2 separate regions of the Homo sapiens genome follow, and region 2 is linked to region 1. Evidence: chromatin loops called from intact Hi-C (ENCODE). Cell type or tissue: Calu3. All regions are shown on one strand. Links, peaks and the distances in the headings refer to the core of each region. The heading gives the core; the rest is flanking DNA. Region 1 overlaps LOC101927358 (a long non-coding RNA gene). Region 2 overlaps LOC101927281 (a long non-coding RNA gene).

What was found. Hi-C counts contacts between places; a loop is a spot of excess contacts. Peaks named below come from ENCODE experiments on the same cell type or tissue, not always from the same donor. Only the 100,000 strongest peaks of a DNase experiment are listed, where the experiment ranks them.
Region 2: a loop joins it to region 1, with 4 times the contacts of the local background. A loop is called at or near these places in 3 of 110 quality-filtered maps.

Annotation. Positions count from the first base shown.
Region 1 is chr9:74,378,480-74,381,408 of GRCh38, reverse strand. The region is part of intron 2 of LOC101927358 (a long non-coding RNA gene); the gene reads right to left. Among named protein-coding and RNA genes, the nearest start is that of RORB, 120 kb to the left of the region's middle. In Calu3, for the core only: no CTCF peak of the experiment used is centred there; a DNase peak (open chromatin) is centred at 1,518.
Region 2 is chr9:73,263,737-73,266,665 of GRCh38, reverse strand. The region is part of intron 1 of LOC101927281 (a long non-coding RNA gene); the gene reads right to left. Among named protein-coding and RNA genes, the nearest start is that of ANXA1, 110 kb to the right of the region's middle. In Calu3, for the core only: no CTCF peak of the experiment used is centred there; no DNase peak of the experiment used is centred there.

The sequences.
Region 1 (2,929 bases), core at 298-2,797:
TTAAAGGCCATCTCCTTTGTCAGACCTTCCCTGACACATGTAAGCAAGAAGTCACACTCCTTCCTCCTTCCCCCAGATCAACTTTAACATTTGAGTTACATCTCCTTGGGTGTCAGGGTCTGAAATTAAGGCATAAAGTGGAAATCACAAATAGTTATATCACCCTTGAAAATACCTTAAATAGCCCATCAAATAGAACATGTTAAGTCTACATTGATGCCACATTGAGACTGACATACTATTGCTCCGTGAGTCCTACATAGAGCATGCTTCCCTCAGATATTGGGACCAGTTTGCGCTTTCATGAATTAAGCACACGTAAAGCAGTTGGATTATGTGTAGTTTATGTTTCGTGGTTATATATAATAAAGACACATAGTGTCTTTAAAACTAGACACGTACTCAGTGCTCCACACTGAGAGGTACATGCATGAGGAGCTAAGGCTGAGAACCACTGACCGCCATCTTCTGTCACACGCATGCGGTAGGGTGTATGCTCACTGAAAGGAACAGTGTGGGGAATTAGCTGCACATTTAAACTGTTTCTTTCTGTTTTCTCTCCCTCTCTCTTGTGCCATACTCAGGAGTTTAGTACAAACACAACAAATGATTATACTCTATGGTGCATAACTTAATTCTAGTCTATTAACCTAGCTAGGACACTCACATTGTGATACAAATTTTCGTTTGATGCTCAGGAATCCCCAGGCCATCAGAGTAGAAAGCTCCATGAATACAGACCTATATTTTTATATCTATTTCCTTTCCTCATACATTATTAGGACTTTAGTGGTCATTTCATGAATCAGTTGATAGAAGGCAAAGGACAAGGCATTGAAATTTCCTTCAGCTTTCACTGGGAACTTTCAGTATGATGAGAGGGAAATTTAACATGTCTGGTCATTTGTGACAAGGTTCTGCATAGGAATAAAAATAGTCTATTTGATAGGCTTGTGAAAGATAATATAGGACAGATAAAATACCGCATAAATGCTAAATAATAAAGTGACAAGCACAGTATGTCAGGGGACGCATAGTAATGCAACTATGTCTGTAAAACATTTACTGTATTTTGTCTCTGAAATGTACAACAACAACAACCCACCAAATGGCGGCATCTGTGCTTATTTCCTCCCTGGTCCTCGATATTTGGAATCCTTTCAATGTTCAATGCCCAAAAATGCAATAAATATTTTTACTTTGGTACATCTATATTTTAACACTGGAGTTGGTACCAGCCAGGATTGTGGGGTTACTCACATCATGTGACTCTCCTCCCACCATTCAATGTGTTTACAAGTGAAAACTGATAAAATGAGCATCGAAGGCAGCCTGGGAGGGAGAATGAATGGGAGAAGGCATTGCAGAATGCATACTGAGGGCTAAGTGTGGAAGGCCCAAGAAGGGGGTGGGTACTGTTTATAGGCAATCTTATTAGAAGTGGTGGGAGGAGCAGAAAGTGGGAGAGTAGGTATGTACAAGCTCTGATCTCTTTGAGCACCAGGTGGCACTACTGCCTTCTCTCTTGGCTGCTGCCTACCTGTGTCAGGGGAATTCCAGAAACAGATTTTGTAGGAAAGGCTAGAAGATTAAGAACCTATATGGGTCAAGAGAGAAATGGGTAGACAATACAGAGATCAGAATGTTTCTTATTGATCAAATCCTAGGAATGACTGTAATCACGGCACTCTGCCAATTTTTAGCATTTCACCAGCCATCAAGGGACATGATTTGATATTGTTAAACAAATTTATGAATAAGAGACATTGTTTAGCTTAGGGTATTACTAGCTAGTAAATGTATTAGTAAGTTGCCAAGTTCCTAGAGGCAGAGAAATGTGTAGGAAACCAACCAACCAACCAGCCAAACTAAACCAAAACAAAATCAATCACTACAAGTTACTTAACACATATGTAACAGTAGATTGGAGGGTATGTATCTGCTTGTTGTATCAAGAAGATTCCTTCTCTTAGGCAGTAGGTGGTTTTTTGAGTAGTCAGTTTCTGTGAATGGGATAACTGATCTAATTCCCCTTTTCTTACTTGCTATTAGTAAGTTTAGAAGTAAATATGGGAGCCATTTGTAGCCGGTATAACATTTTGCAAGATTGTAAACACATTTTAGCCGCATCCCCAGGCTTTACCTTTCATCTTGCTTCTACATCTCACACAATATTTTACATTATATTTCACTTTCACTTTTAATTTGTTATATTGTATATGTTTATATGCTCTGGAAAGAGCATATCCTAAGTTTATATGCTTATATCCTAAGTTTACATGCTCCGGAAAGCTCCTCTAAATACTTTCTGAAATAAGGAAAGGAAGACATATAATTAATTATGTAATTATAACAAATTTCCATTGGATGTACATTGCTAAATACCAAGAATCAATAGAATTGCTCCTTCCCTCAAGAAGTTTACAACCAAATAATGGACTTACTAGAAAATGTGCACTAAATAAAAATTTTTTTCTTAAAAATATAAGTTTTTGGAGTAGAGATATCTAAGAGTAAACACAAGGGAAAAAGGGATACTTGATTCCATGATTAACTTCGTATTTCTACTGTTGGCTTTGCATGGCCTCAGGCAAGATGTGTAACTGTCTCCGGCATCAATTTTTCAATAGTAAAAGGCAGATTCACCTCGGGACAAACACTTGGATAGGCTACAGTGATGAAAGGCATGGTGTGCTGTAACATTTGACTATTGCTATGTAACATTTGATTATAATCTCACTCTCAGCAAAACTAGTAGGAGAAAAGATCAATTTAAGTCACATACTAAAAGGAAAAAAATGTGTTTTGACTGAAATTCAGCACATTTTCTATAGGAAAGTGCCACACTATAGAGGCTATGGGTATAGTAGATGCTGTTTTTATTTTTAAGCTTCTATTTACAACAGTTTGAGACAAATATTCAAAATTG
Region 2 (2,929 bases), core at 140-2,639, 1.1 Mb after region 1:
CAACTTAAAAGTCAAAAGTCTCATTTGAGACTTAAGGTAAGTTCCTTCAAGCTGTAAGAATGCAAAACCAGAAATCAAGTTATCTACTTCCAAGTTACAATGGATAGACATTGGGCAAACATTCCCATTCCAAAAGGGAAAATGGGCAAAAAAAAAAAAAGGAGTGCCCAGCACAAAGCAAGTTCAGAACCTAGCAGGTCAGACATTAAATCTTAAAGCTCCAAAATGTTCCATATGCCACCTCCTGGATACACTGGGTTGGAAGTTGGCCCACCAAGGCCTCAGGTAGCTTCACCTCTATGGCTTTGCTGAGTGCAGCTCGCGTGGCTGTTCGCTGGTTAGAGTCCAGTGCCTGTAGCTTTCTCAGGTAGGCATTGCATGTTTCTCGTGCTGTAACCATTCTGGGGTCCAGAGGGTGGGAACCCCACTCCCACAGCTCCATTAGGCACTCCAGTGACTATTCTCTGTGGCAGCTCCGCCTCTGAGGCAGGTTTCTGCCTGGGCTCCCAGGCAGTTTTGTACATCCTTTGATAAAGGTTGCCATGCCTCCATGACTCTTGCATTATATAGGCCTGATGAATCAGCACCATGTGGATGTGGACACTCCACAGGCCTACCACCTGCATCCTCTGAAGGAGCAACTCAAGCCACACCTGCGGCTCCTTGAGCTATGGCTGAAGTGACCAGAGTACCAAAATGCAGGAGTCACGTTCCCAAGGCAACTCTAAACAGTGAGCTGGTGGAGATTACCGCAAGCCTGTCTCTGGAAACCATTCTACCCTCTGAGGCCTGTGGGCCTTTTTCACTACGTCCTGATGCACACAGCACTGACTCTCTTTTGTTCATGCTCTCTTTTGTTCTCTTTATCAAGGGGTCCTTGGGCAGCGACACCCTTAGCACTCTCTCCCAAATACAGCTTTTTGCTGTTTACGTAGTCAGGCTGCAATTTTTCCAAAATTTTCCACTCTGCTTCCCTTTAATTATAAATTCTGTCTTTAAATTATTCTTTTGCTCTCAAATCTCAGCACAAGTGGCCAAAAGTAACTATGCAACTCCTTCTATATTTTGCTGAGAAATTTATTCTGCCAAAAATCCTAGTTCATCACTCTTAAGTCCTGCCTTCCATAAAGCCCTAGAGCACGGACACAATGCAACCAAGTTTTTTGTACATGTATAACAAGTGTACTTTTGCACAACAACTTCCCAATAAGCTACTCCTCATTTTTTATCTGAGTCCTCATCAGCATGGCCTTTAGTCACCAAATTTCTATGTGCATTTGGTCATGACTATGTAATCAATCTCTAAAAAGTTCCAAACTTTCCCTAGTCTTCTCATCTCCTGCGCCCTCACCATAATGCTCTTCACAAGGTGGCAGGAAGGGGAAATGCCCAGGAAAGGGGGGAAGAGCCCCTTATAAAACCTTTGATGCTCTGTGCACAGCAGTACAGGCCTTTTCTGACCTGTTCCTCCAAGTTCTTCAAGCCACTACCCATTACCCAGTTCCAAAGCCACTTTCACATTTCCAGCTATCTGTATAGCAACACCTCATACCTCAGTACCAGTTTTCCATCTTAGTTTGTTTAGTGTTGTGATAACGGAACACCTAAGTCTGAGTAATTTATTTAAAAAAAAATGTATTCGATTTCTGATTCTGGGAGCTGGAAAGCCAAAGATCGGGCAGCGCATCTGGTGAGGGTCTTGTCCTTCAATTCATGGTGGAAAGCAGAAGGGCAAGTGGGCACATGCAAAGAGACACATACAAGAGGTTGGACTTGCTTGTAACAACCCACTCTACTGGAAACCAATCCATTCCTGCATGAGTGAGAGCTTACTCACTCCCACGAAAGAGCATTAATTAATTCATAAGGGATTTTCCCCCATGACCCAAACACCTCCCACTAGGTTCTATCTCCAACACTGCCATACTGGGATTCAAATTTCAACCTGAATTTCAGAGGAGACACACTCAAACCACAGCAGATGATAGATAGATAGATAGATAGATAGATAGATAGATAGATAGATAGATAGATAGGATGGATAGACAGACAGACAGACAGACAGACAGACAGACAGACAGACAGATAGATAGATAGACAAAAATGCAAAAATTCTTTAAAGTGAATAGTAGGTATTTTGTAATCAAAACTTTTCTGGGCCATTTTCAAAACACATCCTCTTGCTTCCTGCCAAATCACTCAGAGCTTCTTCCCACTACTTTCCTCATCACCCACAGGAACTCCAAATTCTTCTTTGCCTTTTTGCAGAAAAAATATGGCAATTACTCCAAACTCAGCAGAGTCTATCTTTACAAATTGTTCCTTATCATAGATTCTCAAAAGAATAAAAGAGCCTTTATTTTACAATGAACCACTAGCTTTATAAGGCAGCCATGGTTTTAGATAGCAATATTTATTTTTGTCAATTATATATAAAGTGTTCACCACAGTGTGTAACATTCACTAATTTCTTAGTAAGTGGTAGACATAAATTGATAATAATTTAGCAAGATAATCAAATTATGTAAGAATTATTATGATGATAATAGTAACATATACCTAATCAAATGGACATAAAATTTATATTGTACATTATGTCATAGGCTTATTATTTTAATTTTATTCACCACACAACTAATTCATTTAGCTTAAATAGTGTTTTTAATGACTTAGGATATTAATATAGCACTTTAGTTATGCAGTTAAACATCTTCATTCCAAAAGTGATACATAAACTGAGAGTGATTACTTGCTAGACACAGTACAATAATAGCCCTTCAAAATTATCGATAGGATAAACATTTTCATGTTGATAAATAAATGCAATTACTGAAATAATTATCTACCTATCTACTAACTATCCATCTATATAATGTAGAGGAGAACTAAAAAGGTATATAAAGTTTATATTTTACTTAAAAAACAAAGT